2 separate regions of the Homo sapiens genome follow, and region 2 is linked to region 1. The links are chromatin contacts, found by Hi-C or POLR2A ChIA-PET in ENCODE. All regions are on one chromosome and are shown on one strand. The core of a region is the stretch at or near the end of the contact, and the rest is flanking DNA. Distances in the headings are between cores, read along the strand shown. Region 1 holds the start of ESD (esterase D). Region 2 holds the start of FNDC3A (fibronectin type III domain containing 3A).

Evidence for each region. A loop is a pair of places that touch in the nucleus more often than their neighbours do. ChIA-PET counts read pairs that join two places held with the same protein, here RNA polymerase II (POLR2A). Pooled maps may share reads with other maps.
Region 2: a loop to region 1 is called in a map of ascending aorta, with 20 times the contacts of the local background. The contact joins the promoter of FNDC3A here to the promoter of ESD in region 1. A Hi-C loop is called at or near these places in 7 of 168 maps with a recorded cell type or tissue (CD4-positive, alpha-beta T cell, CD4-positive, alpha-beta memory T cell, CD8-positive, alpha-beta T cell and 4 more), 3 of 37 single-sample maps with no recorded cell type and 14 of 50 pooled maps. POLR2A ChIA-PET finds 5 or more read pairs at or near these places in 1 of 52 experiments (HepG2).

Annotation. Positions count from the first base shown.
Region 1 is chr13:46,794,918-46,799,145 of GRCh38, reverse strand. It overlaps ESD (esterase D), which reads left to right and starts at 1,985. Exons shown (of 10, transcript NM_001984.2): 1 at 1,985-2,041. RefSeq lists enhancers at 2,068-2,117, 2,249-2,850 and a silencer at 2,428-2,477.
Region 2 is chr13:48,974,146-48,978,373 of GRCh38, reverse strand. It overlaps FNDC3A (fibronectin type III domain containing 3A), which reads right to left and starts at 2,462. Exons shown (of 26, transcript NM_001079673.2): 1 at 2,197-2,462. RefSeq lists enhancers at 1,428-1,527, 1,688-2,307, 2,198-2,497, 2,308-2,927, 3,198-3,257 and silencers at 1,668-2,147, 2,478-2,747.

The DNA of each region.
Region 1 (4,228 bases), core at 736-3,235:
TTCAAACATTGAACCCTAAATCCTTAACGTGATGGTATTTGGAGATGGAGACTTTGGAAGATAATTACACCATGATGGTGGAGTCCATGTGAATGGGACTAGTGCCCTTACAATAAGATGAAGGAACCAGAGCTCTCCTCACCCCACCCACCAAGTGAGACTACAGCAAGAAGGTATTCCTCTGCAAACGAGGAAAAGGGCTCTCAGCAGGAACAGATTTCATCAGCACCTTGATCTTGGACTTCCCAGACTTTTAGAATGGTGAGGAATAAATTTCTGTTAAGCTGGAACTGACTAAAACAATCTCTTTTCTTACAGGCTTCAAGTATATTTGACTTTTTCTCATTTTTATTGCATCCCTTTATTGCCTCCTTAAGATTATATTCCTACTCATTTTAGTTCAAACCAAGAGTCCTATATCCTCTCAGCCACACATTTACACATAATTTTTGGACTATTTCTTTGTGTACTTAATATTCATCCATTTTTATTGGTAGTGCCATTTTTTAAAATGTCAACCTTAATTTCTGATTTCAGCCTTCTTTGCTTCCATGTCCAAATAATAATGATAATTATATATATTCTTAATATTTTTAAGCAATCGACTTTTGTGGATCTATTAACATTTTATTTATGCTGGGTAAAAGAAATTTTAGTTCTGCTTATTCTCACATTGTATTCACACAAGAACCCTTTAGTAAAGAACTTCACACTTACAGTTCTTTGGCTAGTCTGCACCTCACAGCAGTCCACTTATTAGGCAAATATATCATTTAATCAATTATTTCTCTTTGTTCAAACATCAGTTATAAAGAACTTGCAATTTAGGTATTTATTCTGTTTCAGTTTTGAAACTGAAGAAAATCCCCTTTTCAATGATTTATACTTAAAGATAGTAAAAAGAAAGTTTAAAACAATTTACTTCAATGCTTTCTCAAAATAAAAACATTATTTTGATGAAACATTATTTTCAGTCTAAGTTCCAATTGATCCACAGGTTCAGTCCACAGGTTAATTTAGTCCAAAGATCACTATGGCAAAATGGGCCTGAGCCACACAATAGATTCTGGCAGGTAATCTCTTGTGTGGCAGCTCATCCATACTTAAGTCAGCTCCCATAGCTACACAATTTGCAGGGCCCAATTCCAGACACAAACGTGGGGCCCTGGTTCAACACTTACTGAGAGAAAATGTAGCGTCCTTCTGTTCTGGGGGCCGGGTAATAGCACAGGTTGCAGGCCCATGAGGCCAGCCCCAACTATCAGATTGTGTATTTACAATGTCAGTCTAACCGTTGCTGAAAAATACTTAGCTCTGTTGTAATCAGATTTAATTTCTCAAGAGGCAAAGTACACTCAACAGTTTGCTTAAATCAGAGAGACCAAAAGGAAAGATTTGCTGTAAATTATCAACTAGCAAATCTTAGTCAGTTCAACTTAATTTTTATTGAGGGAAGAAGGGAGAAAACAGAAAACTGATGGAGTTCCCACTGCGTGTCGGCCACTGGAGATTTCAAAGGTTTCTTGTTTAACTCAAGCTACCAAGTAGGTGACGTGGATAGTCTTGGGACAGAGGAGTTGAGGGAGTTGAAATTAGGCCCTAGTTTCTACATAAGTGACACGGAAACCCTCTGCACGAGTTAAGCGAAGCTACATCTCAAGTTTATTAATGCCTCGGGTTCTTGCTGCTGGCTCTGGGAAGAGTCTGAGCACGCACAGCAGACTGATCCCCGACAAGGTGACAGGGACTAACCTAACGCCCTCCTCGTTGGTCCTAGTAACCACACAGAGCAGAAACGCGGGCGAAGGCAGGAGTTGGAGGGGGCGCCCACGCGGAGGCTGCCGGGAAGTGCAATGTGCAAAGGCGGCGGGGCCATGGAGACTGAACTGGAGAAGAGCGGGTTCTCGGAGTTAAAAGCGAGAGTGAGTGGGACCGGAGGGGCGGGGCATCATATGGGCGGGGCTGAGGCGAGGCCCCGGCGGCCATCTTGAGCCCCGCCTTTTACTTCGGCCCGCTTCTTCTGGTCACTCCGCCACCGTAGGTAAGACTGGGTTCGGGTAGAGGCCTGGACGTTGTCAGCCTTCCTGCGGCTGCGGCACGGCTAGGCGTGATCGGGGCGGACGCCGAGTCCTGCGGTGCAGGTATCCGCAGGCACGAGCGCAGAGACGGCGACCCTGGGCCTTGGGCGCCACCATCCATGACAGGAGGCCAAGGACCTTTTCCCGTGACCCGGAGCCTCGCCTCTAATCCCTTTTCCTTCTCTGAGCCTCCAACCTAGTGTAACCCGGGGCGAGCGCCCGTTTACCTACTGCCCGCTACATTTGTACAGCTTTTTCCTGTTCAGAAAGACTTTCCTAGACCCGCAGCCACCGCGCGAAAATGTGAAGTAGATGTGTACGCATTTTAAGGAGGGAGCTGGCCTCAACGCGTTACTAGCGGCCGCCGGCGCCTGGTTCGGGGGAGTGTGGACCTGCTGCTCTAGGCAGCGTCCGCGTCGGGGCACGAGCCAATGGCGCGGTCAGGAGCACTCACCTGATGGTGCCGAGGGGAGCACGTGTCTTTGGAGTTTGACAAAATCTGTTCGGGTCGTAAAATGCTCTCAGAGCGCTGTGGGGGACTGGAAGTCATTTCTGATGGGGTCATTAGGGAAATGGGATTGAGCGCACCTGGAAGGAGAGGGCATTCAGGTTGCAGGAAAAATAATAGCTCATGTTTGTGTGTGTGGTAGAAGCAGCATTTTAAGCACTACGTGAATTAACTCATTTAATTCCCAGAGCAACCCTATCAAATTGATATATATTACTGTATACCCATTTTGCAGATGGGCAAATGAGGCATAGATTAGCTTGCCCAGTGTCATGTAGTAATAAGTGGTGAAGTCAGGGTTTGAACCCGGAGGGTCTGGCCCCAAAACCTGCTCTGAAACCATTGTACCGTGGCATTGAGTAAAGCCACCCGATAGCAACATCCAGGCCATCCTAGAATTATGCATAGTTGAGTTTAACTAACAAAATAGGGAGTGAGACCAGAAAAATAATCTGGGACCAAATTATAGACCATATTTAGAGCCATGTGAAGGTGTTTGGCGTTTATAGATGCTATATTTTTTTTAAAAAATTTTCCCCAGAGTTTAATAGAAATCCTTACCTAGGCAAGCCATGTGAATTTTTATGAAGGAAAAGAGACCCAGCCTAGGCAGCATGGCAAAACCTCCTCTACAAAAAATTACCTGGGCATGGTGGTGCCACCTGTGGTCCCAACTACTCCAGAGGCTGAGGCGGGAGGATCACCTGAGCCCGGGGGCCGAGATGATTGCAGTGAGCCGAGATCAGGCCACTGCACTCCAATCTGGGCCACAGAGTTTGACCCTGTCTCAAAAAAAAAAAAAAGAAGAAAAAAAAGACTGTGTTTGCACACAGGTAGAGTGTGACTGAAGTTTATATGGAGTTTTATTCATCTATTTTTTCAGTGATCCTGCATGGTTTTAATTTTATGAAATTTTAATGGCATTAAACTTGAAGAAAATTGTACAATTAACATGGTCTTCCATTTCAGTGACTTTCTGGTTCTCAGCGACTGGCCTAACAGCGAAAGGGATTAGTAGTCTCCACCTGCAGCAGCCAGGGGGTGATGAGGCAGTTCTCATCTGCTCATTATTGTGAGCTGGCGAACTGCGTTTTTACATATGACTAATGGATACTTAACACTACTGAAATACACACTTAGGAATGGTTAAGATAGTAAATATTATGTATGTGTTTTTATCACAGTTTTTAAAATACTAAATAAAAATGACTAACAATTCCACGTAGGCCGTATTAGGCTGCAGATGAGCTGTTGGTAGGGATCCGTTGACCAGTAAATTAAGTGGATTAAAACCCTAGGCTTTCATGCAGGATTGATCGTAGTGGGATGTATTAGGAAGAAAGGAAGAGGCTAAGTTTTAATTTCTTATATATAATTAGGATGATGGCAGTGGGAATTCAAAAAGAAGGTAACTTTGAGGCATCTCAAATGTAGATTAGGCAAGACAGGCATGAGTCTGAAAAAGAGAGGCAATGAAAAGAGGAATGGTTTGAAGGTGAGATGCAGAAGCTTAATTTTAGGTGTGGTAAGTTTTAATAGCTGGTGACATGTCTTGGTAGAAGAGTCCAGCAAGAAATGTCATTATGGGTACTAATGCTTGAGAAAGATTGGTTATAGAGATGCAGATTTAGATTATTTCACC
Region 2 (4,228 bases), core at 1,213-3,712, 2.2 Mb before region 1:
AATTAAATGCTCTTTGCCTAAAACTACAAAAGACAATGAGAATATGAATCATGCATTCCCTCTTTTTTTCGGGGGGTTAAGGATGTCTCAGCCCTTAGCTATGTCTGGCTGGTCAGGGAAGAGGGAGAAATTTTTAAATTAGTAATAAAATATGCTTACTATTATATTGTAGAAATGTGACTAGTAAAGAGTAATCATTACATGTGTGTTAAAATAAATCAGGTCTCAATTACTCACACAGATAGAGGAAGTGAAGACACAGACGTCACCAAAAGAAGATAATCCTAGAATGTTTTTTTTAATGCTTATTATTAATTTGGGATAAATTAATTACCCTTATAACTATGCTTGACAGTGTTAACCAGGATTTTATTTTTCCGGAGCATTCAATGATTTGGAGGATTCAGACAAAAGGGAAAAAGAGGGAGTTAATTCAGAAGCATACAGGTGGCTAACGGTAGCCAGCCTGGGATAAAAAATTTTCCAGTTAACCTACACATAGAAAACTAACAGATGATCTATGAAATGAAACAAGACAATATAGTAAAATTTAATGTAGTAGTGCTAAAAAATTTAAATATAAGATTTAATATTAAAATTTTAACAAGATGTTTCTCCTGTCATCATCCCTTCTTCCCACTAACTGGTGTGATTAGAAAGCAAGATTAGTAGGCTACAAAGCTAAAAGCAACATTTCAGGTTATATTTCATAAAAGATGTGGTAAAAATCCTTCATCACTGTTTTCTGTTGGGCCACCATCTGTCTCAGTGAGTACTTCATCTCATTACTTAAGAAAAATTAATTCAACCAAGAAAATATCCAAAAGACAGGGGATTCAACTCACTTGAACATTTGTGGGTGACACAAGATGACAAGAGTTAGTAAATACGCAAAAACTAAATATTTATCCAAACATAAGATCAGAACCACAAAACTCAATTCGTTTCTGCCTAACATATGGCTCAAACTCCTGAGTGGCGTATGTTTAGTACTGGAGCTGGTAACAGCATGGTGATAAAATATTATAGTAAGAGTTCAACTGTTATTTCATTCCTACAATACAGAAGCATACACACTTTGGTTTCAAGAACTAAAAAACACAGACCACAGTAAGAAGCAAAATAATTACGTTGTTCGGTTTTAAAAACCCATAGTGAACACATAATGATTATACCGCAAAAAGAAAAAAAAAATCTCATCAGCCTGCGACTCTTATTTAATAGATGGTCAGACACAAAGGTGTCCAAAGGAACTTACGTAAAATCTCACAAAAGAAAATCTCGAATTCACAATCTCTAGCACCCCCAGCAAATCATCGCATTCCACCCTCTAAAATATCCCAAGGCTTGTAACGCTAACAGTTGAATAAAAGAACAATTAACGACCACATCCATTAAAACAGTCCCTCTTCTGCTCGCAATCTGACAGCGAAATTATCTGTTCATTTTCCTTTACCTAACACATGACGTCGTTTCCAAAGCCGTGTCAAAAGTTCGAAGATCCAGGTTGTTAAAACCGGGCGAGGACTGCAGCCTCGAGTCCACCTCCCGACTGAACAGGTGGTTAACTCGCCCGGGGAGAGGAACTGCCAGGTACTGGAAGCAGCCACGCAGGATCAAACAGAGGGCGGGTTTTCGAGGTTTTAACCCCAAGATGAGCGGGGAAAACTCTCTTCAGAAAAGCGTTCAAGTTCGGCGGCTGCCGGGCGGCCAAAGCCGAAGGCGCCGCGGGTGCTGGGCGATCCTCTCAGGAGGATTCCGCCCCAGCCCCCGCCCCCGCCCCCGCCCCCGAGCCCTCCGGAGCTACGCGGCTCGCCGCGGGGAGGAGGCGGGGGACAGAGAGAAGGGCCGCCCGCGCACCAGCGCCACCTCCCTCGGGCTAGATGCCGCCTCCTCTTGGGCTGGATGGCGCCCCCGGCCGCGCCCCCGCAAGCGTGTCCTGGCTAGGCTCGGCCCCGGCAGGTGCCCGACTAGTAGACCGGTCCTGTCCCCGGCCCCACTGCCCCTCTGCACCTCTGCCCACAGCGCGCCCACAGAAGGGGGTGGTCCGCGCCCCTCGACGGGGCCGAGCCCTGGAGAGTGCCCCGGCCCTCAGTCCCAGCCTAACGGTTTCCGCGGCGCCTCCTCCGGGGCGGGACGGGGTTGGGACGGCTCGGTGTCCCCCGCCTTTCGCGGAGGGAGTGCCCGCGCTCTCACCTCCGAGTCACGCCGTTCTGAGGCAGAAGGCGGCTCCTCTGGCGCCTCTTCTTAGGGTTCCTGATCGTTGTCTCTCTACCTCAGCTGCAGAGTCAGCTCTCAGGGCCGCCGCGGCCGCCGGCGCGCTGACTGTTGGGGTTGTTTCCTGGCAGTGACGCCGCCGCCTCAGCCCCGCTCTTCGCTCCCTCTCCGCGTAGCTCCCGCTTTCTGTTTCACCCGAGGGACCACGAACGCCGCCGCCGCCATGCTTACTACGGAGCCGGGAGGAGGAGCCCGAAGTCGGCGCGCCGAGTGCGGCTGCGCGGGCCCCGCCGACGGAGCCCGCGGCCGGGACCCCGAACCCCCGCCTCGAGCCCGCCGCGCCGGGGCTCTCTCACCGGAACGCGAGTCCCCGCGGGGCCACCGGCGCGTGGCGGCTGAGCGGCCGCGTTTGGCTCCCGGAGCGCCCACACCCTCTCGGGCTTCCGGCTTTCTCCCGAGGCCCGGCTGCGCCTGGCTTGTGGTAGCATCCGCTGTGGCCAGGCTCGGAGCTACACTCAGGAAAAGTGGAGTTAATGGAGGTTCCTAGAGACACTCACACAATTCTCAATCCACATTTCAAAAGGCTCCCCTGAGACGCACCCTGTCGGCCCCTTTCCGAAAGCACGCGAACTTAAGGCTGGCAGGTGCTTTAAAAGACACTCCTCCCAAGGACTAGGAAGCCTCTGAAATGGGCTTGGAAGTTTCTAATCCCAAAGACTTCGAACCCAGGATCTGGATAGCAAGCAAAAATATTTAGATATTTACTCAGTTGAAAACGTGGGGGGTGGCTTCGTGGTCTCTTCGCCAGCCAAATCGCGTGGAAAACCACGACCTCAATTTTTACAACAGCACGAAGACTTACAAGTGAGCGTAGCAGCGACTTCCTGGAACCTCAAACAATGTGGGACGCTGCAATAATGCCTGAGGGCTTTTGACTTACAGTTGCCGCCGGAGACCTGGGGAGGGGGTAGTACTTGGGCCGGTGAGTCCAGCCTCAGGAACTGTCCTTTCAAAAATGGTGATGGATGTAACAAGTTGCATGTCTGGGCTTTATTTCAGTGTATTAATTGTGCGATCTTTTAAAATAGCTGTATTTTTAAAACTGTTTTACAGAAATCTCTTTAAAATGTGATTATTCTCTATATTCTTAAAGAATACAATGGCTAATTAAATCCTTTGTTGATAACTGACTCTCAAACCGATATCTTGGCCATACGTTTAAGTCCCAGAGGATTGCTGCGGTGTATAGAATCCCTACTTTGGTGCTCTCTTTTTTTCCCTCTTTGGAATGTTCTCATCACCTCTTCTAAAATCCTTCACTGCTTTTCATCTCCTCATCTGCCTCTATCCACTCTGATCCTTCCTCTTATTCTTTCTGCTTTACTGTTTATTTTTCATTCTTCTCTCCTTTCTCGGCTGGTTTTCTCTGCGGCTCCAGGTGAAGATTGATGGGATGTTTATGTCCACAGCCAGCTAATGAGAGGTTTCTTTTCTTCTGGTTGTAAATAGGGCAGTGGTATCTTGAGATATTTTCATTGCTCTTCACTATCAGAAGTTCTTTCCCTGTGAGAGATGTTTCCTTTTCTTAACTTTTGGATTTGGCCCTCTTCGAGACAGCTGGCAAGTTGATCTTGGAATAATTGAAGTATAACTGTATATTGTTTCAAAGTATGAGGATTTTATCAGAGTGTGGGCGAATGGGGTGGCTTCCCCATCTTACTGCCCAACTATGCTTGGTCTGAGACTAAGATAGTGGTTTCCAAACTTACCGCTAAGCTAATACTTTCCTACTCTGCTTCCTACTCAGGAGCTTTTTGAAAATACAGAATCCTGCAATCTACCCCCTCAAGATTCTGATTCCTTTGTCCAGGGAGAGGCCAAGACATGGCACTTTTAAAAACTATATTTAAAAAAATATGTTTGGGACATGCCTACATGTAAAGGCAGAGTAAAGAAGATCAGCTGTTTTTGAAGGAGATTAACACATAATTTAAGAATGTTATTGAAGACC